Linked DNA regions of Mus musculus: regions 2, 3 and 4 are each linked to region 1. Evidence: chromatin loops called from intact Hi-C (ENCODE). Cell type or tissue: heart. All regions are shown on one strand. Each heading gives the region's core, and the rest is flanking DNA. Links, peaks and the distances in the headings are about the cores only. Region 1 holds the start of A330048O09Rik (RIKEN cDNA A330048O09 gene). Region 2 has its middle 64 kb from the start of Gm52039. Region 3 has its middle 87 kb from the start of Gm35733. Region 4 holds the start of 4930471G24Rik (RIKEN cDNA 4930471G24 gene).

Region 1 (8,070 bases), core at 1,352-6,351:
TGCAGCCCTGAGATGGAAGCTGCCAGGCTGCCATGCAGAACTGCTCTTGCAAACAGGCAGGCATGCTAGATGGGAGAATCCTGACAGGTACTAGGCAAACCGCGCAACAGTACACGCTAAGATAAACAGTTAACCCGTTGTCACCACAATGAGGGATAGCAAGCCTCGGGACTGGGCTGTTTTCGAATGCTGGGTAGGACCCAGTATTCTGCAGGATATATAATAGGATATATTCTGCAGGGGCCATGCAAAAAGTAATGGTGGGCTCATTGCTCACAAATTGCCCAGAATTTCAAGACGGCCATAGCAAAGCAGACAACTCAGTGTGCATCTGAGCTGCAGAGGTTGCCCAGGCTGGAAGCCAGCCACGGTGCTGCCCAAGATGTTGTAAGGATGTCTGTAGTTTTAGTTCCTTTTAATCTTTCAGTGGTCTGATTGGGCTCTCAGAAAATTCTAGTGTTTCCTTCATCAGGATAACAGTGTCACCCGCTGCTCTTTTGCCAACCAAGCAGTGTACACTGAGACCGACCGTCATCACGTCTTCATCTCCAAAGGAAGGGAGTGGCTATTAGGTACAGGCTGAAGGAGACATAGCTCAGGGAAATTGAAAATGAAATTTCAAGGGTTTATTCTTGAGATGAGCACCCTCTCTCGAGGCAAAGGGGGGGATGGGGTGAAGAACTCTCGAAGGGGATACCGGGAAGGGGGGCGATATTTGGAATAAATAAGTAAATAAATAAAGCATTAAAAAAAAAGACACGGTCCTCTTGTGATTTTCCTAGCAATATATGGTTGCCAGTTCCTTGCTCTCTAAATCCTAGGAAATTGAGGGGTGAAGGTGACAATCAGCTGTCGTATTTTGTCTCCCAGGAGCATTCTTTTTTCCTGTTCCATGAATTCCTTTGGTATAAGGAAGTTGTCAAGATGGTGTGTGTATATGTGTGCAGACCTGATGGGAGAGGGGACCGCTGTAATCAGAAAGGGCCTGGGGAAGAAGCTCTGAGACTGCAGAGAGCAGGTGGTGGAGAGGAGAGAGGACGGTCAGAGCTGAGTTTTCTGTAAGGCCCCTCCATGTCTCTGAGACCATCTTAACTCTGCAAGGGTCTCAGTCCACTTCTGTCGTGGAAGGACAAACAGTACCATCTGGAGAGGTGTACAAAGTGTATTCTGGTGTGCCTATTCTTTTAGGATCCTGGTCACCAGAACTGTATGTGAATATTTAGGGGGGAAAAAAGTAGATCAGGCCAGAGGGGTGGTCTTCTGGGTAAAGAAGTAGTTAGGCAAGAAAAGAATTCATTCCCATAGCCGTGGTAGAGAGACAACCCAGATGGTCTTTGGTAGATGGATAGAGAGCTACATTGTGTCTTGTGTCTGTGTCTGTGTCTGTGTCTGTGTCTGTGTCTGTGTCTGTGTCTGTGTCTGTGTCTGTGGCTGTGGCTGTGTCTGTGGCTGTGGCTGTGGCTGTGTCTGTGTCTGTGTGTCTGTGGCTGTGTCTCTGTGTCTGTGTCTGTGTCTGTGTCTGTGTCTGTCTGTGTCTGTGTCTGTGTCTGTCTGTGTCTGTGTCTGTGTCTGTGTCTGTGTCTGTGTCTGTGTCTGTGTCTGTGTCTGTGTCTCTGTCTGTGTCTGTCTGTGTCTGTGTCTGTGTCTGTGTCTGTGTCTCTGTCTCTGTCTGTGTCTGTGTCTCTGTCTCTGTCTGTGTCTGTGTCTGTCTGTGTCTGTGTCTGTGTCTGTGTCTGTGTCTGTGTCTGTGTCTGTGTCTGTGTCTGTGTCTGTGTCTGTGTCTGTGTCTGTGTCTGTCTGTGTCTGTGTCTGTGTCTGTGTCTGTGTCTGTGTCTGTGTCTGTGGCTGTGGCTGTGGCTGTGGCTGTGGCTGTGGCTGTGTCTATGTCTATGTCTGTATCTGGATGTATAGATTAGAATGATACTGTCTTAAAAATATAAAATGGAAGGAAGTTCTTCCTTTGTGAGAGTATGACCAGGCAGACACCGAGTTTAGCAGAATGAACGGTGAGTAGGAGAGCAAATATGGCATGGTCCTATTTACACATGGAATTTTAAAAGCTAAAATTCATAAAAATGGAGTTTGCAACTGTTATTTTGCTTAAAATGATGATCTCTAGTGCCACATATTTTCTTGCAGACAGCTTAATTTTGTTCCTCTTTATGGTTGAATAAATTCCATTGTATAGACTTATACTATATTTCCCATAGCCAGAAAAATGGCCAGCATTCATTGGTCAAAGAGCCTGAAGTTTCTCTTTTGTAAGACAGGTAGGTTCTTGGTGCCTAATGTGCCTATGGTGGCTATGTTTATGGGACTGGAAATAGGCTATTCTGTTTGGGATTGCTGCTCCGACTTCTACACGATTCAGTTCCCTAAACAATCTAGGCTGTGAATCGCAACTGCACCTCTTCAGAGTTCTGTGTCTTTTGGTAGGCACAAAAGAATGAGCAAAATGAAGGCTTGTTAGAAAACAAACCTGGAATTGATGTCACAAGGCTTAATGGTAGTCTTCTTCATATGACCTGGGTTTCACACACACACCACAGACACATTTATACCTATGTATTCCCCCATCTCACACAAACTGCATATTCACAGAAATACCACACACACACTATACACACACAGAGACACACACACAAACACATGCGCACACACCATAGACACATTTACATACCTATGTACATTTCCCTCCCCACATCTCACACAGACTGCAAATATACATAGATCACACACACATACACACACACACAAATACTACATACACACACCATACACACACCAACCACACTCCCCAATGACAACCCCCAACATACACATACACATCTATGTACACACACTCCCACCACACTCCCACACAGCCGTATTCACACCCCACCCCCACATAGATAACACACATACCATACATACACACACCAACTACACCCTGACACCATATCCCCCAACACACACACACACACACACACACACCAGCTTAGTGGTGACCACTTCATGATAGATAATATGTAAAGAAGCAGTTGCATTCCTTGACTATATTGTCAATTATATGTCTATAAGGCAGAAAAAAAAGAAAAGGATGCCATGTGTCTTCTGAGTCCTTTACCGCTTTAGGAAATGGGTTTGCCATTCACTTCAGGACAGCGACAAAGGTGGCCCCACTCAAAGGGAGCATTCCAGCACATTCCAGCTTGAACTGGATAAGAGGAAGCAGTCTCACACAGGGGGAAAGACCACAGGCATCAGGCCCTATTTCTGCGTGCAGTGTGCCCTAAAATTCAAAAGAGGGCAGCAGATAACCTACACTCACTGCTTAGAGGACCCAGCAAGTGTGTCACCTGAGGAATGCCAGGGCAGGGAGTCGTGGTCTTTTTCAAAACTCGTGGAACTCTGGCGTTCACCATGCCAGAAATTCGTTTCCAGTCCCATGTGCTTGAAAAGCAGGTACGTGATTCATAAGATAGAACGGAGCGAGTGAAGACTTTGTCCTAGCAGACTCCTGCCCATCCCCCCGCCCCCAACCTACGGAGGGTAGGAGGGTAGGTGCTGTCCCCAAAGGCAGTGCGAGCGGTGGTGCCAAGTGGCACTGTGAGGGGCGAAGGCTGCCGGGCTGCCTCTGTTCTCTGTTGTCCTGTGGTTGCTTCTGCAGGGTCTCTTCAGGAAACAGAGCCCCCTACAGAGTCTGTTCTTGGCAGAGGCTTTCTACCCAGTAAGATCCAACCAAGAGAGAAAGAGGGAGGGAGAGAGAGAGAGAGAGAGAGAGAGAGAGAGAGAGAGAGAGAGAGAGAATGAATGCAAGAGTGTCAGTTTGGGACAGGAAGGTCACGTCCCATGTCCTAGAGGCTTGGCTTTTAAAGAGACTGAGATGGCACAGGAAAGACCTCTGAGACCTCAAGTTGAAAACACAATCTTTTATTACTATTATTGTTGGAGTTTTTTTTTTGTTTTTTGTTTTTCAAAAAAAGTGTTTCTCTGTGTCGCCCTGGCTGTCCCAGAACTCTATAGATCAGGCTAGCCTCCAACTCAGAGATCCGCCTGCTTCTGCCTCTCTAATGCTAGGATCAAAAGCATGTGCCGCCATTCCCTGCCTGAACACACAATCAGACCTGTAGAGTCATCTCTGCATCACAAGGTCCTCTTTATAATGCAGTTCCTGAGGAAAGTGACTTCGGGAGTGGATCCCAAATGCTGTCCCTCCTTAAGCAGAGGAGGAAGACTGATGGAAATGGAACACTGGACAGTTCAGACAAATCTCAAGCTGGCTGTGAAATGCTCCTGAGATCTTCCGAACTTGGTGGTGATGATGGCTTCTTGTTGTTGTTGTTGTTTTGTTTACTTGTTTTGTTTTTTAAAATTCTGCCTAATGCTCAGCCACTACTTTCTCTTCACAGAGCACGACAGAATCACCTCAGCCTACCCAGAAAACGCCAGGCTATTTAACAAGTAGTTTAGATGCTGCCTCTGAAAGTTGAACCCTTTATGTCTTTTTAACGGATTTTTCATTTCTTCATAAATAATTGAAATGTGTTAAAAATTTAATCAACAAAGTAAATTATTAGATCTGTGGAGAGAGTTCTGATCACAAACTGGGAAAATATGCTCTCTCTCTCTCTCTCTCTCCTCTCTCTCTCTCCTCTCTCTCCTTTTTGTAACCGCAAAGCAACTGTTATAGCAAACTCTATAGCAAAGTTAGATGCTATACTGTTTAGATACACACCTGATGCTGCACGAAAGATTTTGGGAAGCATGCCTTAAAGTTCTGTGCTGATTTAATATTAAACAGTCACTCTGGAGTTCTCTTTGTATGTGTGATACTGAAATCTAGACTTGGCAAGAACACAGATGCACAAGCACATGCTTAGTCTCTGTAGTGCTGAGGCAGGGGGATTAACACTGTATGGGTGTCTCACATGGCAGGCATTTGGAAGTCCAAGCTGATCAGCAAATTGGTAAGATCTGAGGAGTACTGAGGACCTCAGGATTGACTTGTGCAGTGGTTATGCAATCTTTCCCCCAGAACAAAACAAAGCAAAACAAACAAACAAACAAACAAACAACAACAACAAAAGTGCTGTGACCGTCTTATCAGGAGCAGCCTTCAGTCTCTAGAGTTGCTATTGTTCAAAAACAGCGTGGTTCTCTTGGGGCCGAACCCTTTCTTGAGTGTAAAGGCCGGGGAATGGCTGTGTTTGCAGAGTTTGCATGAAAGGGGAAGGGTCTCTCAGAAAAAAAAGGAATATATAATATAACAGCGCAAATAGGGGTTCTTAAAAAGGAGAGAGGAGGGAGGGAAAAGAAAAAGAAGAAATTGGGGAAAGAAAAAAAGGATGAATTCCGATAGTGTAAATGTTATTCATTCATTTATTTACTTACTTATTGTGAAGTTAAAGATTTTCCTTCTGAGGATAGGAGGCCTGGGCCTTAAAAGAAATACTTTTATTTTCTGTGTCTGGGTGCTTTGCCCAGATGTTTGTTTGTGCAGAACATGCCTTGTTGTTGTGACAGTTGTAGGTCACCATGTGGGTGCTGGAGACCGAGCGAGAGCTGTTCTCGGCAAGAGCAGCACGCGCTCCTAACCGCTGAGGATGTAGGCTCACACATAAACAAATGCTTTTAGTTTTATTTTATTTTAGAGTATGGACGTTCTGCCTGAATGCATGTCTGTGCAGACCCTGCCTGGTTCCTTGGAGGTCAGGAAGAAGGCGATGAATCCCCTGTTCTAGGGAGGCTTGAGTTAAGCCAGCACAAACGGCACATCCTAGGGCTTCACACCTTTAGTTGCGTTATCAGTGCAATATTGGACTTTGATATTTTTTCATAATGCCTCTACTTTATGACTCCTGGGATGCTGCAATGGACGCAGTGGGCTCCTAAATATTGGCACACCCCTATCTCTCTGTTGAGTTTACCACACATAAGGACACATAAATGCCCCAAGTAATTTTCAACATCAGTTATAAGAGACAGCTTTTTCTCAGCTCTGAAGAATACAGAGTTTTGGATGCTATTTTCAACTTTAGCCTGTTAATTCTGTTTTTGATTTTGAGATTGGGGGGGGGGGGGCGAGGGTCTCACAAAGTTCCAAGATGGTCATGAACTTGCTGAGGCTGGTCTCGAACTCCTGAATATCTTCCGTCTGTTTCCCCAAGTACTAGTATTACAGGTGTGTGTCTTCACTCCTGATTCTTATCTGGTTTCTCAGCTGTTATACGGCAGGCTACTCTAATTCTGTCTTTGTCTTTCAAAGTTGCTTCTGCACCAGAAGAATGTAAATAGACTAGTCAGTGTGCAAGTTATGAGCATTTAGCCACACATCAGGAAACAGATCAAAACATAGGTAAGCGCTGAACCTGACCTTCCAGAGCAAAATCAACAGACACAGCCCCCCACCCCCACCCCCAGCTTCCTATGAGGAAGCTCAAAGAAAGCAGGGCTTCTTAGTTTTCCCAGCACTGCAGTTCTGTCTTGCCTGAACCCTTTGTCTTGACTTTCTTCAAATGTGTCTTGTACCGTAGTGTTTAAGATGCTGGGGTCTGTACACAGAGCATCATGACTATTCTGGAGACTGTTCAAGAAGTCTGATTTCCCTCAAGTGTGTGTGTGCTCTTTTGAAATCACTGCTGTGGGTATCTAGTGACGGCATCATACACACCCATGCCTTTTATTTTCATTTTATTTTATTTTTGGTTTTTCGAAACAGGGTTTCTCTGTGTAGCCCTGGCTGTCCTGGCACTCACTTTGTAGGCCAGGCTGGCCTCGAACTCAGAAATCTGCCTGCCTCTGCTTCCCAAGTGCTAGGATTAAAGGCGTGCACCACCACACCCGTCTATGCCTTTTAATTTTGCTTATACCTTTCTTCCCACTGGGCCAGGGCAGGCACACTCTGGCCATTCCTGTCTCTATCAAACATGTGAGTGTCCATGAAATTTGACGACAGTAATAGCACATCCCAACTCTATACACGGTTAGTGTGTTAGTACTCAGTAGTCCCATGGTAGGTAGTAGTAAGGCTATCATAATAGTTTTGGTAGGACTATTTAGCTGGTGTTTCCATGCTGGGCTATAGGCAATGTCTTAGGGTGATTTAATATAGGAAATGTGATAAGATTTTTTTTTTCTGAATGTGTTTCTTCAGAAGAGTATCATCACTATTAAAACCTGGTTGTTTATGCTGCCTGAATGGCTACCACATAGATGCAATGAGAGGCGGCAATAACTTGGGAAGATGTAGGAGAGGGTGGCACCTTTGCCCATCCTTTTGTGTTTTCCTTGGCAGCTAGTATGCTTTAGTGTGAACATATAGGAGGTTATTATGTTATCATTTCCACTCAGAGAAGGACAGGGACAAAAACCAAGGCTACAAAGGAGCCAGCACTTGATACCTGACCTGTCCCTGGGTCCCATGCAGAGACTCCCCTGGGAGGGAGACAGCTCAGTTGTTAAAGGACTTTGTGCACCAGCTCAGAGACCTGAGGACAGATCCCCAAAAGGCTTGTAAAACAAAACAAAACAAAACAAAACAAAACAAAACAAAACAAAAACACCAGGCAAGGCAGCTTGCTCTCCCAAAGTAGAGACAGGCAGATGGATCCCTGGAGTTTCCGGACAAGCTCATCTACTCAACCAGTGAGCTTCCAGGTTCATCGAGAGACCCTTGACCATACCTCCTGCTGGCCTCTGGCCTCCACATGCATACACATGCGTCACACGTCACACACATCGAGGCCCCCTTGGTGGTTCTTAATCCTTGTAGAGAGCTTCACACACACATACGCACAAGCACACGCACGCACCCGCAGACACACAGAGCTCCCTTTTTTCTGAAACAGGTCTTCTCTGCAAACCCTGGCTATTCTAGAACTCCCTATATAAACCAGGCTGGCCTCCACCTTCTGGAGCTCTGCCTACCTGTTTGTCCTTAATGCTGGGATCAAAGTTGCACACTACTACTCTCTGCTGCAGGAGAAGAGGGAGGGAGAGAGATGGGGGGAGATTTCCCCCTACCTGCAGCTTCCAATCCACCCACATCCAGTCACTTGTCCTTTCCCCTCCTTGCCCTGCAGTTTCAGC
Region 2 (8,070 bases), core at 1,327-6,326, 970 kb after region 1:
TTCACAACTTTAGGCAATACCGCTGACTGCAAATGCATTGTATAAAGATAATGAAGGTTCAACGGAGACTCACCCTGGGAAAGTCACCCTGAAGGAGCTACACCCCAGGAGTGAGGAACCTGGTTGAGAGGAGCAGCGCAGGGCAGCTGTGTGGTCCCCCAGTCCAGCGGCAGCACCTGGAAACACCTCAGAAACAAACCTTCTCAACCCTCACTGCAGATTCACGGACGCTGGAACTCTGGAAAGGGTAGGAGGGCTGCAGGGATGCTTGCTTTACCATGCCTTCCAGGAGACAAGGAAATCAATTGCAGAATCATTTTCATCACCCTGGTGACTGATAACAGGAAGTTAATCCAGGTAAAATAATCATATTAAAATAAAGGATGGAACAACTCAGGGAGGGAAGCAGATGATTTTATCAAAAAATCAATGATCCGGGGATGAGGGTTTCAGCTCATTTCGAATTCTGTCCCCAGATCTTCCAGGCAGCGGATGAATTCCCCCTATACCTTGTTTCCCTCTTCCTGTTTATACAGGTTCCAATGAAAGCAAGCTGGACATCTTTTAAGGACTAACAAGATACAGGGGATATGCAGGAAGAGAGGGTTTAAATAGCCCAAGAAGTACGCCTCAGAGGTGGGCAGCTCAAAGACAACTCTAGCAAAGAAACAAACAAGCAAGAGGTGAGATGGCTGGAGAACCACAATGGGGCCATCTGCTGGCATTTACTTATATGTACACCTACTATATAGGTCAATAGTGTGTACTTATATATATACCTCAGACTATGGGTCGGTAGTGTGTAGCTACTTATACTTCAGAGTACAGGTAGTGTTTACTTACACACACCTCAGAAGACACAATAGGAGCTGTTTACTTACATTTACATCAGACCTTAAAAAGCAAGGATTTGTAGAAATCTCTAAAGTACAAGTATGCAGCAAGGTTAAAAAATAAATGAAATGGGGGGGTGGGGGTTGGGGATTTAGCTCTGTGGCAGAGCACTTGCCTAGCAAGCACAAGGCCTTGGGTTCAGTCCTCAGCTCTGAAATAGAAGGAGGAGGAAAGGGGGGTAGGGGGATGGGGAAGAAGAAGAAGAAGAAGAAGAAGAAGAAGAAGAAGAAGAAGAAGAAGAAGAAGAAGAAGGAGAAGGAGAAGGAGAAGGAGAAGGAGAAGGAGAAGGAGAAGGAGAAGGAGAAGGAGAAGGAGAAGGAGAAGGAGAAGGAGAAGGAGAAGGAGAAGAAAAGGAGGAGGAGGAGGAGGAGAAGAAGGAGGAGGAGGAGGAGGAAGGAAGGAAGGAAGGATTTTTTAAAGAGAAGAGTGAAGAAAGGAGGGAAGAAGGGAGGAGAGGGGAAAAGGTGGAAGGAAGGGACGGAGGGAGGGAGGGACAATGATGAGATCCAAGAAAAATAAGGGTAGAAAGATAAGATGAAGCCATGGGTAAACCAGGGGTGGCCACCTTTCAACTTAAAGTTTACTTGTAAACATGACAAGATCCAAAGAATAAAGTAAATCAATGACACTGAATCCAAGGAGAAATGACCACTAAGGACGATTTTACTGAGTACTGAGCAACCTTTCTAGTATCTCCTTTTTTTCTTTTTCTTTTTCTTTTTCTTTTTCTTTTTTTTTTTTTTTTGAGATGAAAATTTGGTGATGAAAATCTCAAACTGTGCCCACTCTCAGGACTAAGCAGTGATTCCTTCCTGCGGATATTTGAGAATGAAATCAGAAAGTCAAGAACAAAGAGATAAACGAGGAGCTGGAGAGATGGCTCAGCCGTTAAAAGATCAGGCTCCCCCTCCAGAGGACCCTGGTTCAGTTCCCAGCACCCACAGGGGGGGATGGGCCCTCCCTCCGCAACAACTGATCAACTGCTCCCACAGACCTGCCTATGGACAGGCTATGGACTCAACTGAAGTTCCTCATTCCCAGATGACCTTAGCTGGTGCCGAGTTGCCAAACACCTAAGCAGCACAATTGGCAACCAGTCAATGTACCACACAAATAGATCACCATTAAACCATAGCCTTGTCCCCTAAGTCTCACGCTTAATTCATAATATAAAACATAATCCACCTTTAAATGTTACCCAAATCCTTGAAAATCCCAATGGTTTAAAAGTCTCAGATATCTTAAGTGTAAGTTCATAGGAATATCAAACACAAGTCGCATACATCCAACATGTTATCAGTCCAAGTAGATGGTCCTGCTCCAGCAACAGCCAAGGGTGCAACAGTGGATTCTCATATGGGAGCAAAATCAAACCCAGAAACAAAAACACCAAATCTTGCAACTCCAATGATCTCAGCACTTGAGATTGGGACATATTATTCTGGGTTCCAGCCCTGCTACATCACATCAAGCCTTGACTGCTCTCTGTAACCCCTTCAATCCCTGGGTTGACACTGCAACTGAGGCTGTGTCTTTCCCAAGGGCCTCTCTTGATCTCTCATAATGCCAAGCCCCAACTGATCGCCATGACGCCTTCATGTCTTTAGAATCACCTCGAACACCTGCACATATTATAAAGCTGAACTTCTAGCTTGACATACATTCTTGCCCTTCTGGAAGCAGCTTAAGGTCTGTGTACAAACATTAAGGAAATACTTCCCAAAAGATTCCACCTGAAGGATGCTCATCTCCTATCTTGATCCCTTAGCCCAGCTGGCCAGAAACTACAGATTCTTCATTCAAATACATCAAAATAAACAGCCATGACGGAATCTTTGAGAGACTCTCAAACTTCCCTCTGAAATTCCACAAGCCAAGCCTCCCTATCTGCATTGTCCTCCGTGTTCTCTTCAAGGCTCCCCCAGAAGAGCCCATTAGGTTCTAAGCACTCAATGGCTTCTCCAGCCCAAGATTCCAAACTCTTTCTACAGAAAAAATCCTCCTCCAAACAACATGGTTTTCAAGTCTGTCATAGCAATACCTCGTGATCCCAATTTCTGTCCTAGTTTGCTTTTTACTGTGTGAAAATCACCTCAACCAAAAGCAATGTGGGAAGAAAGGGTTTATTTGGCTTACAGCTCCACATCACAGTCCATCACTGAGAGAAGTCAGGCAGGAACCTAGAGGCAGGAACCTGGAGGCAGGAATTAAAACAGAGACCATGAAGGAATGGCTTGTTCTCTGCTTTCTTAAACAACCCAGGAGCACCTGTCCCAAGGGTTGTACCACCCTCAGTGGGTTGGCTCCTCCCACATCAATCAAGAAAATGTCCCCATAGGCTTACACCATTCTAATTCGAAGGCATTTTCTCAATGAAAGTTCCCTCTTCCTAGATGGCTTTAGCTGTGTCAAATTGCCAAGGTGGGGGGGGGGGGAACAGCCAGCAATGGAAGGTCTCCTCCTAGGTCATGATACTTCTGTTTCTCTCAGGAATACACCAGGGCCACTTCGCTCTCTTTTCGTATGTCATAAACATTAAGATAAAAACCATAACAGAAAAGGGATATTATCAATCTTCTGTTTTAAAATATTAATGCACCCTTAAACAATGTCAATATCAACAACAACAAATCAAACACAAAGGACAGTTTACTGCCTTCTTCCCTGTTTACACTGCCAAATCTCAAGTGCTATAACTTAAAAACCATACTATACATAGTGAATATTCCCAGGGACCCTGGGACCCTGGTGTAGCCATGGAAAAAGTGAGACTGTTGAACATACATGGTGTGCATTATAGCCTATTACTAACACATGGTTTGTGTTAGGCAGTAACATTCAAAGTTATTGGTGGTTTGGGTTGAGGTTTATTTTTTTCAGAGTTTCACTGTATAAATGAAACCTGCTGGAACTCACTAGTAGCCCAGGCTAGCCTCCATTTCTCAGCCAACCCCCTACACTATAAGTAACAGTATGAAAAAGAGGCAATACAGGGTTTGTGTTTTCTTCTCCTTCTCCTCTTCCTCCTCCTCCTCCTTCTTGTTTTTCAGTGCTGTAGGTGCTATGGGTGCGTACCCACAGCTTCCCACTGTTGCAGGGAATCAGGTTTTTCTTACTAAAGAATTTTCAAGTAACTACACGAAGCGAGGGGAAAGCTACTAGTAAAGTCAGGCTCCCATCTGCAGAAATCCAGAAGGGGAGATAGGAAAATCAGTTGAGACCCTGCAGGACCACTTCATTATTTGATGATGAATATACAGAGCCCTTCTGAAGATGAACATCTATGACTTCCAGCTGGGCACATGAGCAGGCACCAGAGTTTGTAATGATAATGCACCACTGCCCTCTAGTGTGTAACCTAAGAAGATAACATACTGAGAAAAAAAAAATCACAGACAGCATACCAGGTTATTGTTTTGTTTTGCTTTCTGAGTCAGGGTTTCAACGCAGCCTAGGCTGGCCTTGAACCCCTAATCTTCCTGCCTCTACCTCCTGCCTCCTCACCTAGAGAAGGGGCTGGGATTACAACCCTGTGCCACCATGTTCAACTGAAATTATTTTTATCTGCAAGTCTCAAAGCATTCTCTTTCCAGGTGAATGACAGGGACAGAAAGAGTAAAGTAACCCAATGTTGCAGGACTCCGGAGCTGCAGGGCTGGGACCAGACCTCAGGCCGCAGGAGTGTTAGCTCTTCAGATGAGAGTGTTCCTCACACATCCCCTTCTTAACCTGCAGCCTCAGTCTCGGTCATCCTTTGAGACTTTGGGAGCCCTCTTTGTTGCCTGGGTCACTGCTTCCAACCATGCAACTCCCTGCTTAAGTCCCTTCATCCCTGTGAGCCCAGGGCGTCCTCAATCACAAGTTCAAATCCTTACAATTGTTTAGCAAAAAAAAAAAAAAAAAAAAAAAAAAAAAAAAAAAGACAATGGTTAATGAGGCCTCTTTGACAAGAACAGTCTATTATCAGCAAGCTAATGACCATTTAGGCCATGGTGGGGATGCCAGCCTACAATTAGGTCTACAGTGATGTACAAACAGAAAGGGACTCTGTGATAGTTAAACATGATCCTTTAGTCCAATTGTTCATTGGGGAAGAAATAAAACAAACCTTAGATCCCAACCCGAGAAAGCCTAAAACTCAAACTTGGGCATGCTAGGCAGTGACCTGTTAGCCCACAAATCGAGATATTTCTTAACAAGCATGCAAGCATGTAAGGCCATATTCTTTCAAAAATACTCTGCATTGAAGGGAGATCCCCTCCCACCCCCGTGCCCATGGCTCATAGGCGCGTACACACACACACACACACACACACACACACACATATATATATATATATATATATACACATTTTATTTCACTTTGCTTGTTTGCTGCTTTCCAAAGCCTTTCCTCTGATTGTGTATCATCTGTGTCAACATTAAAGATACGTTAAATCTTGGCAAAATCTCTTTAGGTATTGAAAAGGATCTGAGAATTAACTGTTGGAATACAAAGGAGCATGAAGTTTTTATAACTAGATGGGAGTGCTGTGCTCGATTGAAGAACAGTGTGTTGTTGCAGAGAGTAAGGCTCGCTAGCAATGACGTAAAGCACTTTCTTAGCATGAACCAGGCCCAGGATTCGAGAAAATAACAATTAGGTTATGAGGTCCAACCACACAGATCAGTGTTTGCCTGGTAACTTTCCTAAACTATAGCCTCTGAGAGCCTCACCTTTGAGGTACCTTGCTGAGAACAAGGCACCACAGCCAAGCACCTAATGTCTTAAAGAAAGGGATATCTGTCAGCTTGCTCATTTGCTAGGACAAAAGGCCACACAAAAGCAGCTTGAGGAAGTGGGGTTGGTTTTAGCTCACACTTTAACTTTGCAGCCCATCATAGCAGGAAGTCCTGGCAACAGGAGCCAGGGATGGCCTGTCACACAGAGCCTACAGTCAGAAAGCAGAGAGCCAAGCAAGATGGTTCTCAGCTGCCTTTCTTCTTGTTTCAAGTCTGGGATCCCAGTTTATGGAATGCTGCCACCCACGTTTAGATTGAGTCTTTCCACTTTAATTAGTCCAATCTAGAGAATCATTTAGAGATGAGCCCAGGGATTTGTCTCCATGTGTCCCAGATCCTATCAACCTGACACCTAACGTTAACCATCACAGAAGGTGAATGATTACAAAACCCTCTTAAAGATCCCAGCAGAAGCGGGGACAGATGCTCCCTCATCTGTATGCTCCTCCTCCTCTGCATCACCCAGCATTGCGGGATCCTTCTCAGGGTGTCAATCCGATGTTTAGATCTAGAGAAATGTCTTTCTGGGAAAGGCATAAGAAGGAGCGCCTTGGGCTGCTGGACAAAGCAGAAGAAATCCAGTCAAGATTGTGAAGATAAAAAAGGGGGAACAGGAGCCACCTAACCCTAACCATCCAGCTTTGAGTTGCAGTTTCCCTTGCTCAAGTCTGACAACCTTCCTTACTGCTATGCTTTTTGGTTGGCTGGTTGGGTTGAGTTTGGGCTGGGTTGGGTTGAGTTGGGTTGGGTTGGGTTGGGTTGTTTGGTTTGGCTTGGGCTGGGTTTGGTTGGTTGGGTTGGGTTGGGTTGGCTGGATTGGTTTGGTTTGGTTTGGTTTGGTTTGGTTTGGTTTGGTTTTTCAAGACAGGGTCTCTCTGAGTAACCCTGGCTGTCCTGGAACTCACTCTCTAGACCAGGATGGCCTCAAAGTTACAGAAATCCAACTGCCTCTGCCTCCCAAGCACTGGGATTAAAGGCATGTGCTACCATGCCCAGCTGCTGTGCTTTTTTTAAACCTGTATTTATTGTTATGGAGGGAGGGAGAACATGATGTTGTGCACATATGTGAAGGTCAGAGGACAACTAGCAGGAGTGAGTTCAAACTCCAGTCCTCTGGCTTAGCAGCAAGCACCTTTAACCCCTGAGCCATCTCCCTGAGCTCCTCCTACACTTGTGAATGAATCTCAGCAGCATCCTCTGGGTCCACACGTCAAGTTTCTAACCCATCCTCTCTATCTGTTCAGCTTTACCGCTCTCTTATCCATCTGTCTAAAAGCATTCTTGAGTTTTTCTCTACACTTAAAAGTCAACACCACAAGCCCTTATATTGTCGTCGTCTCCTCTCCGGGTCATAGAAAGATAAAGCAGTGTGGAGAATCCGTAATTTACAAAAGGAAAACAACAATAACTGTGCTGGAAGGGTGTATAATTTAGGAGCAGAAGAATGGGTAGCTCTCCACTGAAAACCATGGTAATCCATAAACGATGGGATGTAATTAAATCCCGAGCCGCGTTGTCAGGCTCTGAGCGCCTCTAGCTGAGGAGAGGCAGGACTAGGAATCCCCGTGACTTGATGGTTTGAGATGCTTTGTGTGCAGACATAGCAGACAACCCCGTGCACGAGATTCAGCAGCAGCGGCATCCTGCAGCGTGGAGAGAGCAAACACTGCAGACTGTGGAGAGGGCTCAGCTAGGAAAATGCTCATCATGAGGACCTCAGTTCAGATCCTCAGCAGTCTTATAAAAGCTAAACGGTGCCTAGAGTACAAACCTATTCTGCCCAAACTGGGAGCGGGGAGGGGAGACGGGGCATTCCTGGGGCTTGCTGGCTTGGTGAGGTAAAAGGGTCAGGAGTTCAAGGCCAGTCTAAGCTACATAGACAATTTGAGGTCAGCCTAAGCTACTTAAGACTGGGAGGGGGGGGGAGGGGGAAGGGGAGGGGAAGGGAGGAGAGGGGAGGGGAGGAGAGGGGAGGGGAGGGGAGGGGAGGAGAAGGGAGGAGGAGGGAGGAGGAGGAAGAAGAAAAAAGAAAGAGCAAAAAGAAAAAGGTATGAACGACTTCACACACAAATACTCTGTCATAACGTGATGCAGCCAAGTGTCACTCTTGTCCAACACACACAATTTGAACTAAACTTTGACTTATAATGTAGCCTGCATGAGGCATTTTATTACAGTAATGAATGAAAAGTTGGTTGATAGATATGTCCGTAGTAGACCAGTGCATAGAAGATGACAATTAGTCAGTAAATGTTTACAATTTAAGGTGAAGTGTTTATCATACACATTATCATAAGATCATCCGTTCTCCCACCTTATGACCCTCACTCGGTGCTTAAAGCATGGATGGTAAACTGGGTATGATGCCAATCATCTCAGTTCTCTGGAGGCAGA
Region 3 (8,070 bases), core at 1,185-6,184, 920 kb after region 1:
AGCTTCACCACATAACACCAAATAGTATTGCTCTACTGTCTTGTGAAGCAGCCTGAAAGGATCCGTAATCTAGAGCTGATCTCGGGATCCCGAAGGACTGAAAGAGAATCTGTGGCTTTACATACAATTTCATGTATGACACTGGGTGATGCTCTGGAGCCAGGCATGGATTAAGACTGGTTCTGGAGTAAGCAAAGAGGAACAAAAGCCAGGAAGTTCCGAGGCCACAAGTTTTGCCCTCCACGTGCCCACTCTGAGCATCAGCGTGGCAAATTATCTTTGCCTATGTCATAATTAGTCACCAGACTCCCGGGAGGAACACAATCAGCTGGTAAATCTATTATGTTCTTCTCCCAGAATCCTTAGTGTCCAGAAGTCAGAAAGCCAACAAAGGACGCAGGGAGGATAGGATGGCTGCCTCATTAGGAGTCCCTGTCACTGATCAGTCCTGGCATCCTCCTGAGAACCAATCATAAAACAGATAGATGAAAGTGGGATGTCTCCACTTTCCCAGCACTTGCCCAACCTCTACCCACTTCCTTCCCGTTCTAGCAACCCTCATTTGCATATTAAGCTTCTGATTGGCTCTCAGAGTCTACTGAGAGCTGTCTGCAAAGCTTCTTGTGCTCGCATAAACCTGAGACCTTGTTCAGAAGAAAAAGAAAATCTCACATTATACACACGTGAGATTTTCATGTGTGTGTGTGTGTGTGTGTGTACATATATATATATATATGCTATGATAAAATACCTTTGTGGGTTTTTTGTATTTTTTTTAGTCAAAGAGGTCATCTAACTAATAAATTTCATGTTCCTTCTTTTTACTGTGAAGACACTTCCTCAGAGGTATCATCTTGTAGCTTTTAAATGTGAGTTTCTCCTTCTACACTTTTGATTTCTCCCCTGAGACCCCCTAGAGTAAATAGTTCTAAGTGCCTTCCAGGCCAGTCATGGCCAAAGGGCATGGGGACCTCTGCCTCGACCAGAGGACATGGGGACAGACCTGATGTCTGGAGCTGATATCTTCTCTAAAGCTGAAGCTGGAAGGGTTGGCCCCTTCTTGGGGACAGCTGTTTCAAACTTAGCAGGCAGCTGGCAACAGCCCCCTTGTTTGAAGCCAGGGCAAAGAACAATGATTCCGGCATCCTCTGCAGCCGTCACCAGATCCATCTCGCATCTCCTTCCGGCCCACACGACTGCTGTCACTGTGATTATGGAGGCAGCAGTTGTGCGGTAATTAGGATCCTCCTGGGCCAGCCAATCTCAATAGAGCAGGATGCCAGCTGCTCCGGCGCCAGAAACATCTCAGTGGCACCCGGTTCTCCTCAGTACTTGTCCTCTCTCCAAACTCTCCCCTGTCCGTCTCTGGTATCGCTCAAGTCAGGTTACACCAAGGAAGTGACTTCCCCTCTGCTCCGGATCCAAGGTCGTTTGGTTTTCTGGCTCACCCAGAGCTGGGATAGCTCAAGACCAGGTGGAAAGTGAAGGGTAGCCAGTTACCCTCGGCAACCCTGTCACGGGAGGTGGGACTATGGATTATGTCAGCAAGCAGAGCATCAATTCCCTATTTATCAGCGTTAATGTTCACACAGTGTCAGTGAGTCCTCCTCTCCAGTGGGCACTATGTTACATTTCTCCAACAGTCTTAATTCTGGGGTCTTTCTGGCACTGGAAACTGTCAACTCAAAGATCCACACGAGATGACCCACTTGGTTTCTTGATAGCCGGAAGACAGCCAACTGTGGGAAGAAACTCTCTGAGGTGCCCGGAACCCTCTTGGCTTCTGTTCCCATTTTCCTACCCTTCCTCACTCTGGGACCTTGAAAAAAGTATAAGCAGGAGATAGCAAAAATGCTCTTCCACTGGCTTGCTGGTGTGGTTAGGAAAGCCAACCTAGCTTGGGACAAGATGTCTCCCTCCAGTCTCTAGTTCCAGGAACCAGGAGAGAGGCACAGCTCCAGTCTCCCTAAGGGAAACCAGGAGGAAGTCAAGACCTGAGCACACTGGTCCTCCTGGCTGCTCAGGTCTGTCTCCCACACACATGTCTCTCTCGTCTCACTTAAACTTGCTCCATTATAACATTCCAGTGTGTTTAAAGGCTGGAACTTTTTTGTTTGTTTGGTTTTGGTTTTTGGTTTGTTGGTTTGGTTTTTTTTTGGGGGGGGGGGTGGGTTTTTTTGTTTGTTTGTTTTTGTTTTTGGGTTTTTGGCTTTTGTTTTTTTTTGTTTTTTTTTGTTTTTTTTTTTTGAGACAGGGTTTCTCTGTATAGCCCTGGCTGTCCTGGAACTCACTTTGTAGACCAGGCTGGCCTCGAACTCAGAAATCTGCCTACCTCTGCCTCCCGAGTGCTGGGATTAAAGGTGAGTGCCGCCACAACCCGCACTTATAAGTCACTCAACTACTTTCCAAATCCTGGTCTGCCATCCATCTATAACCTCCAGTTTCTTGCTGCCGATGGAGACATTAAGGTCTCAATGGTCTAATGTTTCAACATTAGAACAGAAAGAAAGAACATTAGAAAGAACATAAGAAAGAAAGAAAGAAAGAGAGAGAGAGAGAGAGAGAGAGGAAGGAAGGAAGGAAGGAAGGAAGGAAGGAAGAAAGAAAGAAAGAAAGAAAGAAAGAAAGAAAGAAAGAAAGAAAGAAAGAAAGAAAGAAAGAAAGAAAGAAAGGGCATTGTTTTAAGTCCCATTTCTCCCCCTGTGACTCAAAATTAGGACATTATAAGAAAGTTGTCCTGAACCCTGGTTTTCTGGCTCCCTGGGGCATCCCACCCAGTTCCGGGACTTTCCCCTCCAGAAAGAAAGAGGCACTTTTGATGGAAGTGAAGCTCTGTGGAGGGTGGAGTCAGAGAATTCTCAAAGGCTGTCCAGCTTCTCCCAAAATGCCTAAGGCATCACTTTAATCCTGGGTAAATACAGCCAAGGAGTCTCTGGAAAGGCAGTGGTACCAAGAACAAGCCACAAAGAAACAGTTTGATTGTGGTGAACTGAAGGAATGGCCATTTTAATTGCTGTCTGCCTGCAGGCTGTGCTGCGCCCCCCTAACTAAGGAAAGGAAGTACCAGCTGGCCCTTGCTAAAGAGTGCCCAGGAGCCAAAGACCAGAACACACTGGTCACAGGACACCTCGAATCCTCCTGTCCCTCAGCTGAGGGAGTTTGGTGTATGACAAACTGACATAGCCAAAGATGAATGAATGCTAGGGCATTATCAAGCCCCAAAAGAGCTGTGGCTGGTGACCACATCACTGTAACTAATCAGCCAATCCGCCAAAGTGGAGTCACCCATAAGAACTGTCCAGAGGAGCAGGTGGCTGGTGAAATAGCCCAGACTTGTATAGCACAAGAAGAAGTCTGTCTCAGCCTCTGGTAATAGAACATACGGATCTTCAAAGACTTAAGGGAGCAGACAGCATATTAGAAGATGCAAAAGGCATGATATACCATATAAGAAGACATTGGAAGAATATTGGCCTGGTAGCTTCATTTGCTATAGAAGAATCATTCATTTCAAGCCTTGATAACCTAGAACATTTTCAAATAACAAAATTATGGGCTGAAGAATCTCAGAGGCAGGTCAATGTTGGTCATGATCCAGCATGCCAAAGGCCTTGGCATCCATCCTCCACACTGGACATCAGTAACCAACTGATGAGACCAACAGTGACCCTTGCTCCAGCCATCTCTGGCTGGAAGATGGTTTCAAACCCTGAGTAGATGGGAGTAGTCCCGCCATGACGTCACATTCAGTCTCTGGTTGATAATACAGTAAACTAGTACCTGCCCCACCACAGCTTCCTTTCCTGGAAGCCCTTCGTGGGTAAGTGTCTCTGTTCTCAGTATCAAACACAGAAGAACCTTCACTGCTACCACCAATATCACACCATCAATACCCTGTCTCCCGATGAGATCCTTTGCCTAGGTATCTTGTTGCCTAGGTAGAGGCTGATCAATGCACTGATCCCAAAAGTTCCAACCTTGTTCAGTCGTGTCGAGTGCCCCACTCTTGCTCAATAGATCCTAACTGGAACTTACCCTTTTTGAGGTCACTTTGGCATAGAGACAAAATGACATGGGTGGTAGTAGCTCAGGCCATCATGATCCCATGAATGAGTTCAAGATGCAGCATACAATTCCCCATCTCCTCTCTCCCTTGTCCCTTTGTCCCCTCTAATCCCAGATTGCTTCTGCTACCCATATTAAATTAATACATGATCATTTTCACATACACCAATGAGCCCAAAGCTTTCAACATCTTGCTAGAAATTACTGTGACTCCATCTTTCAAATGCAGTGTTGATAATCCCTTTAGACTCATAAAGAGCTCATTGGAACCAGCACTGGAGGAATTAAATGTGTCGTCTCACCAAACAGAGACACAAATCTGTTACTAAGAAAAAGATGGTTGTGGTGGGCTTTGAAGTTTTCACACTATTCTAGTTTGATTTCTGTCGCTGTGAAACAGGAATGGCCATGAACAACTTGGGAAGAATAGGGTTCATTTTATCCTCCACTGTATAGTCACCAGGAAGAGAAGTTAGACCGGGAACTCAATGCTGGAATCTGGAGGCAGAGATTAAAGCTGGACCGTGAAGGAATGATACTTACTGGCTTGCTCAGCCTGCTTTTTTTATGGCTCCCAGGACCATCTGGTCCAGTGGTTGATACTGCTCCCAGTCAGCTTGGCCCTCTCTCTCATCATTCATTAATCAAGAAAACGCACCATGGTCTTGCTACAGACAATCTGAGGGGAGCATTTTCTCAACTGAGTTTCTTCTTCCCAGTTAACTCTAGCTGGTGTTTAGCTGACAAAAAAAAAACTAACTGAAACACACCTTCTTCACATTAAAGAAGAAGTATCGTATTAGATCCAGCACCTTTAATCCTATTCTTATGTCCTGCCCATCCACAATTCTCCCTGTCACTCAGTCAAAAGTGAAATAAAAACCATGTATTCAAGGGAGCTCTGTCTCCTATTAGAGTTCTCGTCTGTGTCAAAGTCTTCCTTTCTGTGTATCCTGTTCCTTTTCTGATTTAGAAATGCTTTCCAGAATCAGGGTACTTACTTAGTTTGGCTTTAGAATTTAGGAGAAAGAGCTATTTTTAAGATCAGCAATTGCTCTTGCTCCCACTGCAGCATGGAACAGAATGGACTTAGGCTAGGAGACCTGAATCCTGTTCCCAACACCTTGATGTCAGATTTTTCCTTTCCTTAAAGCAAGGATGGTTTTAGGGGCTTTGCGGGGAGCTCAGTGATTAAATGCTTGACACTCAGACCAGTGTTCTAAGACACTTAACCAGTGAGCTCCAGGTTTAGTGAGTGAAAATGTCTATAGATAGATAGATAGATAGATAGATAGATAGATAGATATATGAATGGATAGATAGATGATAGATAGATAGATGATAGATAGATAGATAGATAGATAGATAGATAGATAGATGATAGATAGATGGATAGATAGATAGATAGATCGGTGGGTGTGTGGATAGATAGATAGATAGATAGATAGATAGATAGATAGATAGAGATGGACTATGCTAGTACAAACATCCCTAATTAAGCCCAGTAGCACACACACACACACACACACACACACACACACACACACACACACACGAGATTCAAAGGAGGAGGGGAACTTGTTGGAAGGGTTCAGTTAGGGAAGGAGGAGGAGAGTGGGGAATAAAGGGTGAAATAAGTAAAGTTTGTCAGAAGCATCATGAAACTGTCAAATAAAAAAACTAAATAAATATGGAGTGCTATTTTCTTAAAAAAAAAAACAACATTGTCTAATCCTTTGGTAAAGTTATTCCCTTAGGAACCACCCCCTTTTCCCAAGAGGGGTGTCTATATGTATATATGGGGGAGGTGCTTACAATGAGAAAGAACAGAATAATGCTTATTTTAGAGTATTTTGTTGAACCACCACTATTCTGATTTCCACTATGTTCAAACATACATACAGGAGCCTAAACTTGAGCGGAACACGGATGACACCAGTGGACATGCATATGTGGAAGGAGGAAATCCCAGAAGGTCTCCGCCTCAGTAGCTTGCAATTCAAGAAAAAGAGCCACAGACAACCGAGGGATGCTGGGAGCTGAGAAATAGGCTCCCCAAGGAAGAGCACACCAACTGGTTATCCAATACCAATGGTCAGCCCAGAAATCCTACATGCAAGTAACAGCATACAGATTGAGCATGTTGTATTTGTGTATTCAGGAATATATATATATATGTATATTTACACATATAAGACAATATGTTGAGGAAATATGGTTAGACACTTTGAGCATCAAAACTGTGTCCCATTCTTCGTGGGTGCCCTGCCAAGACAAGAAAGCCATTCATCAGCCACTCCTGTCAAACATGGACTCTCAGCTGAGTATCTGCTGGGGACAGGGCTTAAAGCAGGAACTGTGTAGCACAAGGTCATGTTCCTTACCTGGAAAACGTTAACGTTCTGTTAAGGCAACACAGAAAAGGTGTTTGGGGTGGGAAGATTTTTTTTTTTTCCCCAGAATCCCGGACTAGTCCAAACTCTATCCAGTAAAATCATTAAAAGATTTAATGACTAAACACAAACAGGGAGCTGTGTAGTGAGAAGCCCAAGTGCCCACATGAGGCAAGGCAAATTGGAAGGATGGAGATCTATCACCCACCCACTCCCCATTTCGTCATTCAGCTAAATGTGCACTCTACTTACAGAAGTCTGTGACAATGAAGCAATAATGCGCATGTCCTAACCCTACGGAACAAGAAAGGTGGGGTTCCTTCTCTACATTTCCACTATCTCAAAAAGCTATAGAAGGTGCATCTTGGTGGGAGACCTGAGAGCCTGATCGGGCCCCAGAAGCCAGCTCCTAGCTGATTCCGCGTAGTTGCGCTCCCTCTGGTGTCAGAAGGAGAGATGGCAGCCCTCTAGTTCAACCTTCGTCTCCCTTGGAAGAAGCACTGGTGTCTTGCCCAACCTCTGAAGTTCTGCCTGTCTGTTTCAGAAGCTCAATGCTGAATTTTAGAACAAGATGTCTGACAAGAGCTCCCTCTTCATTAGGACATCTCGCTTGTTTGCAGTGATCGTGGCACTTAAAAAAGACCATATGTCTCTGAGCTGCTCCTTGGCAGGGCGTCTCCAGTGTTTACCAAATCTATTTTGTATGCCTTGCTAATAATAGTGTGGCAGGTCCCCAGGCGGAGTGAGGGGGACTGAAGGCTTCTTGTTCCTGTCGGCCCTCTGGATTCTGCCCTCGGACTATGAAAGGCCTCTTAGTTCTCGGGCGATGACTGAGACGGGGTTCAAAGTTTCCCAAATGCTGTTATTTTGGGAAACATTTATTTCGAGGGCTAAACTGTAATCTTTTGACAAATCAACATTGAGCAATGCTCTTCACTTTGCTATCCTCCAGACGTTAAACGACTGTCTTTAAAAGAAATTCACAAGTTAGTACCAAAGCCATTTAACAATCATATCTATAACTGTCCCATGAACCACACTCTGAATTTTTTTTTTTTTAGTTTAGTTTAGGAATTAAGAAAGTCATCTGGGTAGAATGGAAGATTCTTCTAATCACAGTGCTTGGGGTTGGGGGGTCTGAGGCAAAAGGTCCTGAGTTCCAGGTCAGTCTGGGCTACAAGAAGAATTCCAGACACCTTTGGGTTACGTAGCCATTCTGGGGCAGGGAGTAAGAAAGGTGAACTCTTATTTTAGAGAGCAGGATTAAGTCTCATGACTAGCAGTAACTGGCCCAAGATCATCACAGTAGGTGTGCACAGCCCACAGTACATCTTATAGTGCTGTGTGCTTGAAATCAAAGTGAATGGGCATGCCTACACAGTCACCCACGTAGCCAATGGAAACACTAAGCAATCAGTTTGTTTGTTTTGCTTGCTGTCATGGCAACAAAACACATGTGCAGGTTATCTTTTCATTCCCCGGGTCAGGTTTTATTGTCCTGGAGACACAGCGCCGTCAGTCATATGAGCACAAAGTTTCGTGACCATTTATAAAAATTTGTCAATTACTGACTTTAGGTATAGGCGTTATCTGAGACTCCCGTGACTTCCTG
Region 4 (8,070 bases), core at 1,005-6,004, 610 kb after region 1:
CTCAGATGCCAGCAAGGGTATGGAGAAATGAGACTGTTGTTCACTCTTGGTGGCAATGTGAAATGAGATTGCCATTCCACATGGCAAGGTAGTGGTTTCCCATAGAACTTATTCTATGATACAACAATTTCATCCTGTGGTACTTGTACAAAAAAAAAGAAAACTTTTGTCTATATGAAAATCTACACATGGACACTTATAACAGCCTCCTTAATAATTGCTAAAGCACAGAAGCCACCAAGACGTCTTTAAATAGATCACTAGGTAAATAATTATGATACATCTGAACAATGGAATGTTATTCAGTGCTGAAGGAAATGGGCTACTAACCCCCGAAAAGACCCGGAGGGAACTTAAATGCCCTAATTGACAGAAGCAAAACTGAAAAGGTCACACTGCAGATTCATTACTCCATCTTATTAGAAAAAGAAAAACCAAAGACAATAAAATAAGCCACTTGCTGGGGTTTAGGAAAAGGAGAAAATTCATAGACAGAACAAAAAAGAAATCTGGGAACAATGAAACAACTCTGTAAAAAACAATGATGATAGCTATATTAGTCAAAATGTATAGACTATACAACCCCAAGAATTAACCCAAATATAAAGTATAAGGGACATATAGTAACAATGTGTTAATGTGTGCACCTCATTCATAAAATGTAGCATGCTGCTAGAGAACATTGATAGGAGGGTGTGCCTGTGTGTAAACAGAGATATAGAATACAGCTCTACTCTTTCTTTCAATGATGCTACAAACCTTAAACTTAGCACTCTCTAAAGGAAAAGAAAAATTGATGACAGACAAGGGGATATGAGTCATATATCAACAAACTTCACCCCAATTGAATCCCATCTTGACACAACACAGCAACAAGAAAGCTAAGTTTCTATTATGAAGTATAAACTCTTCTAACCATTCATTTATAATCCCATCAGGACCTACAAATAATTGTTCAATATTATTCCTCCTTGTACCTTACCACTTAATCAAAATATTAAAAAAAATACTTCTTCACTTATTGGCTTATTCAAGTCTGCACATTTGTCCCAGAGACTAGAGTCTCAGTAAGTAATGAATAAAAGACAAAGAATATCATTTCCCTGTAGAGCCTACATTCTTCATCATCGGGGTGAATGAGGGATGACAAGGAGCCAACAGCAATTTATTATTGATTTTAAAGTCTCCCCATGTAGAATAACAGGAATGACAGAAAGGGTTATGAAAAGCTTCTTTCAACATCAAATAATGACACCACATCTCCCAGACATCCTTTTGTTGCCCAGTGTGGCAGAAGCATCATTTGAGACCCGCCTTTAGAATGCCAATCATGCTGTGGCCCTCCACAGATCTGCTGCATTGGGAAAGGATCTGTACTTCACCACACAGAATGTGGAGGCAAAAGATCCTGCCGAGGATTGTCGCTAAGGGGCTGCTCTCCATAAATTAATTATCCAATATTAACCCTAGTTTCAAAAGGCAAGGGGTCTCTCTCTCTCTCTCTCTCTCTCTCTCTCTCTCTCTCTCTCTTTCTCTGTCATCTGCATAAAAGGGAGAAGGACACCCTGATGGTTGGGTAATGGCCACCCCGTGCCTTATGTACACACCAGCCATACTGTGATGTTAAGTAATATCTGGTTTATCTTTTCAATTTTATACTTTCTTCTCCCCTTATCCCTTCCTGTTTTCTATAGTGATATTTATTCTTTCTGATATGCCTCCATTTCTTTCATGAGGATACAAGGAAAGTATCAAAGGTATCAGGTTGTCCTCACTTTTAAAAGTACACAACTAATAGGCACTTCTTCCCTATCACCAGGCAAAGACTAGAGGCACTGTTTATAGAGGGGTGTGCCTCAACCTCACATCCCCACATCCCTTTTCCCCCTTCTAATTCATATCAAGCCCCCTGACTCCCTCTCAAATTCATTACCTCTTCTTTGTTATTGTTACATTATCTTACATGTATGTGTGTGTATACATATATATATGCATACAAGTAAAAATGTACACACACGCATACATACACACACACATACATACTGCTAAGTCCTTTTAGCATTGCTCTTACATATATGTGCTTAGGGCTTATAACCTATCAGCTGAATTACTGCTGGAGAAGACCTATTCTTCCTCTATAGGAAGTCTTTAATTGCCTATAGCACTTCAGCTAGGGATAGGAACCCTGTAGGATTCCCTCCATTCACACTGGTATACCAGTTGGTGCTGCTATTATGCAGGACATGCTTAGACAATGATTTCATGGGTGCAGTTTTCCTATTGCATATAGAAGACACTATCTTGCCGCAGTATCCTAGGCCTCTGGCTCTTACAATCTTTCCACACCCTCTTCTGTGATGTTCCCTGAGCCTTACGTGCAGGAGTTGTGTTGTAGTTATATTATCAGAGCTGGGCACCTCATGGGCTACATTCACTACATTTTAGAACAGTGATGGATATGGACACCATTACAGAAATCCGCCATCTTTGTTACCTCCCTCTTGCTGTTTGTAATATTTGCAGTCACTTTCGAATACATGTAGTCCTTGGCTGGTTTTCAAAGAACTGGAAGATCCTCTGAGTTCCTGATGGCAACATAACTGAGATAAATTTCTTCCGTTCCCACGTGCAAGTGATCATAAAAGGAATGGGAAAAGCAAGCATTTAAGAGACTTTATTTTCGAGAAAATGTGAATGCCTGTACCCTTCAATTTCAAACTGAAGGCAAGCAGCCTGGTATATACACTTCTCAGAGGTGGGAGGTTAGACTTTCACTCCATGGAAGCAATATACCACTGTGTACAATAGGATTCTGAAACAAGAAGACAGCATAGACAACCTGTTCTGTCCTAGCTTGAAGCTGTATAGAATAATGGGGGAAATAAACATATAAGCAGAGTTACCATTTAAGAAACCATTGCAGAATTTCCCTGGTATAGCTAGTCCCTTCCTCTACTTCTGGTAGAACTAAATGCTTAAAAAAAATTCCATAGTAGACTTTTGACTGTGGCTTTTCAGTTTATTTACCTCAACCCATCATCTCAACTTCAAAATAGGAAATGAATGCTTAAGAACCAAACCAAGAAGCCAGGGAGAAGACCAAAGTAAACAGCTTCTTCCCAGCGCTGACCTTGACAATTGGCCTGGCCTGGTACCAGTCACTGCGGCTGGAGTTCTCCTGTGAGAAAGGCAGATGTTTTCTTCCTTCCACCCTTGGGGTCTGCTCTCTGACCCAATTTAAGTTGCAAGGTGTACACACCTAGAGAGAGGGTTGAAAAAAACAGATATCTGGGGAATGGAGTGCCAGGACGTAGTACCCACAGAAGAACAAATTCCTCTTTCGGCGGGCAGCCCTGCATGTGCGCAGGTCACAGCCAGGCTTTCTCGTTAAAATGAAAATGCCTGCTCACCTTGCTTTCTGGTTTGCATGACTTCTTTCTTCAGGAAGTCTTTAGAGGCAGAATATAGGTATGCACAATGGAGAACATCTTGCGTTGTTAGATTGTTTTAAGTCATTAGACAGTTCAACTAATGACTAATCAGTTATTGGTGAGACAAACCAGAAGTGAGGGAGACATTTTCACAGCAAAGCCGGACGCTTACTGATCTGTGATCAGTTAGCTAGGGAAGACTTTTATTAGCCAAAACCACGAGACCTCTGTCTCCTACATATCTTTTAGCTTCAAAGTCTAGAAAGTCAGCAGTTGTCCGTCAGGAAGTTGCCCACAGTGCAGGAGGCACAAAACACCAATTTATCAAATACCTATGCCTTGCCATAACCTTATTCTGGCTGCTGCCCAACCTGAGCTCTGCAAGGACCAGCCTGCCAGCCCGGAGGAGGAGATCCTCAGAGGTTGACGGCCGATGGGCTCCCCCTAGAGGCCAATTGATGCTTCGGAGCAATGACGGCACCATGGCAGGTTGCCAGGAAACCAACTCCTTGGAGCCAGGGCAGAAAAACACAGGAGCAGAGGGTCCCCTGTCAGCGCATTGTTTGGTTAGAGGATTTCATCTCTCTGGAGGGCATAGCTGAGTGCAGATCCCGTCTAAAACCAAGGAGAAGAGGGACTCTATTAGTCCCAGCGGGGGAGCTTCTTTTATCATCATCATCATCATCATCATCATCATCATCTCTCTGCTTCTTGGGGGCCACCTCCTTCCCTTGCTTTGCTTACACTCCTGGTATTTATTTTCCATAGCAGCTCTTGCAAAGGCAAGGCAGAGCTGGAGGGGAGCCCTGTGTTCAGGAAAGTAAATGGCTGAGCTCCAGCAGTCAGCAGAGCAATGTGCATTTGGTTCCTGCAGCTTCATACCTACCGAGCTCCTTTTCCTTTGAAAGAGCTCGGCCTTGGTTTTCTTTTTTTCCCTCAGCAAGATACCATAAGGTTTTAGAAAACGCAACTTATAAGCGAAGGCTCTAAAGAAAACTCACACAGCATTTTCTGTGATTATTATGTTTAGGTAGCATTTTAAGATGTGTGTAGTTATAAGTGTTGCTGGAGCCAAATCTTTCATAATACTGATTATTCTTTGAATGGTCTTCATATACTTTAGGATGGATTTTAGAATTGTCTCCCTAACCCCCTCAGCTCTGTGTTGCCAAGCCTCTTGCTAGGTGTGAACTCCCTGTGTGTGTTATTTATAGCATCACTCTTTCCCTCTCATACTTTCTCTTTCCTGTTCCATTTGCTGTTTCAGAATGCATTTGTGTGTCAGAGGTCCTTCAGGACAGCTAGGCCACTAAGAATAGAGTGCAGCCTATATTATTTATAGAAGCAGGGCCACACCCAAGAAGTTGGGGAGTGAGAGGCTGAGGAAGGGCTAGGGGCCCAGACAAGTCTGTCCCCATCAGCCCTCGGGGAGGGGCACAAATGAACAAGTGGGAGCTTGCAGGAGAACTCGGGGGAATGAGGTCAGGCGCACCCAGCCTGAGGTGAGTGTCAGGACGAGCTGGTGCAGTCAGCAGGAGAATCTTGCCTCTGCCTCTGGTGATCAAGCTGAGTTAGCGCAGGTTAGCAAGCTGAGTTAGCGCAGGTTAGCAAGAACACAGGGTGCCCAAGAAAGAGGTAGACACACGGCAAGGACTGAGAAGGTGAAACAGCCTGTCTCCTCTCTGTCTGCCTCTCTCTGGTAGCATCTAATCATGACTGAACTCACCTGTGTTTACGGTGTCTTGGTTCTACTTTCCGAACGGTGCAAATGCTGCTTTGGGTCAACTCTAACCTGGAGCCATAGAAGGAAAAAAGGATTCTGAGAGCCAGGCTGATCTGAGACAAAGCTGAGTATTTGACATTCAGCTTTCTATGCCGCGTACGCAATTATAAATTTCTTATTTACCTATCTATAAAGACCTACATTGAAGCACCAACCGAATTTCCTCCTGAGGAACTTGGAAGTGACAACTTGAAGACACGATAGCCTGTGTACCAACAGCTGCCTGGGAGCCTTCGTTGGGGGTCAGAGTTTAGTTGGCTGTGGGCCCCTTGCAGACCCTTACATCAGTTTGCACCACTAATAAAGGAATCAAAACAACACGGCACGAACAATTCAGGAGACGTATTAGCTTGAATGATTGAGAAGTTCAGCCTCCGGGCATGAACTGATTGGAGCTACAAACACATTGGGTTTTTTCTTGTTTTTTTTGTTTTTTGTTGTTGTTGTTGTTGTTGTTGTTGTTGATTTTTTTTCTCTCTTCGGGAGCTGAGGACCGAACTCAACGCCTTGAGCTTGCTAGGCAAGCGCTGTACCACTGAGCTAAATCCCCAACCCCATTCCAAACACATTTCTTTTGCATTTTTATTCCTCCGGCAGTTTTGCAGGGCACTGGCCCACAGCGATGCAGCTACATGCTTCTTTGGCCACATGCATGAGAACTAAAGCAACAGGCTTCTCTGCTGGAAAACAAATCCACTGTGGATAGTGTCACTGGAGTCCCCGTTATGTCCAGGGAAAAAACCATGAGACAAGTAGCTCTCAGAGACAATACTGGTGGGGTCACAGCATCAATTACTCCCAATTTAGCACAGCAGCTCATGCATGTGCGTTGCTTTACTAAACCTACAATAACAGACTATCACAGACTGCAAGGCTTCATCTACAGAAATTAATTTTGCATAGCTCTGGATTTCCCTGAGGCCTTTTGATTTCCCTGGGGTAAAGGTGGTTGCCACCTCATTGTGTCCTCTCATGATCTTCGCTGCTCTGAACGTGGTTGTCTCTAGTGTCTCAGGTTCGTCTCCTAGGGACACCGGCACTGCTGGGTTGGGTCTCCATCCTCATGACATTGTTTATCAGTAATTGGCTTTGTATCTCCAATGTAGTCACACTGGGAAGAGGTCAGGCTTTATTGTATGACTTTTGGGTGACACAGCTCAGTCTAGAACACATGGGAACAATGGAGATGATCTTTTCAAATAACAGGACCTCGATAGCATAAGGAAGTGACAGACATTAGGGAAGCAACTCTAACGTTCTGTACCATCCACAAAGCCCTCTAAAGTTACTTCCTTTCACCCTAGATTCTAAAAACATCATTAATTAGGTGTTTGTCTTCCCAGGGGCAAGCTACTACTATATATGGGCCTCCTGGGCCTTAATATTTTGTCTTAGTAAACATTTTTTAAGGCATATTCCAAGGGACACTTGACTGTCACTTAAATAAATGTTTGTAAATCCTAAATGTTACAGATCAAGATTTTAAATTACAAATTAACCTATTATTTAAATGTCTCTAAGATGCTCTAAGAGTTTTTTAAAGAAGGTATTTACCATCACACATCAGGGGACCAGTCAACCTCTTTGTCAATGCAGGACTTTCCCCCAAATCTGACCTATGAAAATATTCCCACAGAATACATTTCAGGAAATGCTATTCTCAGAAATTACCACTCTCTATTCAAAGCAGTATGAGATGAGCCGCATGAGAGAACACTGCAGGTTGAACGATTCCCTGGGTATAAGTTAGGCAAGGAGGACGTCCCACTATCCACTCGTCTAATTTATTTTTATTCTGCTTTTGTTCTTGTTGAGAAACAAAGTTTCTTGCTTTGGGAAAGTAAGCCAATACATGTCTATTTCAGTCTCCTCTCACAGAAAGGCTGTTATTTTGGTGTTGTTTGACAGAATCCATTCAAATGGAACACCTGGAAGTGTGTGGTCCCCGCCTAGCTGCACCTGTTGTGGCCAAGGGCTACGAGAAACTATTAACAGGAACAAGGAAGAGAGGTCCGGAATAATGAAATGTCTGTGCCAAAATGATTATACTCTAAGAACTCTGCAAAACAAGAAAGTGAAGAGCCAGTGACCAAAGGAGAAAATAAAGTGGCAGCCGCCCAGAGACAGGAGCAGCTCAGAGCTTCAATTTGTAATGACTGAGTGGGATGCCGAGCCAAGATCTCAGTACCGCCCCTTTGCTCTTGGGACGCTCTTTCCTATTTTAAACACTTGGACACCATAAGGAGCGGATGCATCCAACATATAGCCCGAGACATCTGTTAAAGCAAGGTAAAACAGAAAAACCTGAAGGTAATTTGGAAGCTTCCAAACACCTGTGAGTCCGACAACAGTCGAACCTCCCCTTCTTCCGAAACACAGATGAGCTTGAACCTTCTGGGCATTCCGGCAGTTTACCATCTGTACCAATAACCCTCGTCTGCAGTACAGAGTCTTCTAGGAGGATGTAAAATCCAGGAACCGAGATAAGAAAGCTGTTGACACCTGCAGCATCTGTTTCAGCATTTCCAGGCTCCTCACACTGGACTTGTGTATAGGCATACTCTGAAACCGTCTTTTCAATTTGTATTTCAGATGAAGACAGAAAACAAGATGAGGAGGAGGAGGAAGAGGGGGAGAGGGAGGAGGAAGTGAAGGAAGAGGAGGTAGAGGAAGAGGAGGTGAAGGAAGAGGAGAAGAAGGAGGAGAACAAGAACAAAGAGATAGAAATCAACCTTAACCCTCACATACTAAGTCAATGGTGGTGTTTAGAAGGAAATACCATCACTAATTTCTCATCACATTAAGCAATCACTGCACCTAAGTCATCATTAGGAAGCTTAAGTGCAACGCTAGAGA

The links. A loop is a pair of places that touch in the nucleus more often than their neighbours do. Peaks named below come from ENCODE experiments on the same cell type or tissue, not always from the same donor. Only the 100,000 strongest peaks of a DNase experiment are listed, where the experiment ranks them.
Region 2: a loop joins it to region 1, with 5 times the contacts of the local background. A loop is called at or near these places in 5 of 42 quality-filtered maps.
Region 3: a loop joins it to region 1, with 6 times the contacts of the local background. A loop is called at or near these places in 10 of 42 quality-filtered maps.
Region 4: a loop joins it to region 1, with 6 times the contacts of the local background. A loop is called at or near these places in 14 of 42 quality-filtered maps.

Annotation. Positions count from the first base shown.
Region 1 is chr13:48,269,137-48,277,206 of GRCm38, reverse strand. A330048O09Rik (RIKEN cDNA A330048O09 gene) reads left to right here and starts at 3,323. Exons shown (of 3, transcript NR_045162.1): 1 at 3,323-3,444; 2 at 4,151-4,297; 3 at 4,392-4,789. In heart, for the core only: a CTCF peak has its summit at 3,279; no DNase peak of the experiment used is centred there; H3K4me3 peaks cover 679 bases; H3K27ac peaks cover 628 bases.
Region 2 is chr13:47,297,407-47,305,476 of GRCm38, reverse strand. No RefSeq gene overlaps it. Among named protein-coding and RNA genes, the nearest start is that of Gm52039, 64 kb to the right of the region's middle. In heart, for the core only: a CTCF peak has its summit at 4,251 (motif pointing left); no DNase peak of the experiment used is centred there.
Region 3 is chr13:47,347,795-47,355,864 of GRCm38, reverse strand. No RefSeq gene overlaps it. Among named protein-coding and RNA genes, the nearest start is that of Gm35733, 87 kb to the left of the region's middle. In heart, for the core only: no CTCF peak of the experiment used is centred there; no DNase peak of the experiment used is centred there.
Region 4 is chr13:47,663,329-47,671,398 of GRCm38, reverse strand. 4930471G24Rik (RIKEN cDNA 4930471G24 gene) reads right to left here and starts at 3,849. Exons shown (of 2, transcript NR_153835.1): 1 at 3,411-3,849; 2 at 3,006-3,259. In heart, for the core only: a CTCF peak has its summit at 3,884 (motif pointing left); a DNase peak (open chromatin) is centred at 3,898; H3K4me3 peaks cover 277 bases; H3K27ac peaks cover 1,111 bases.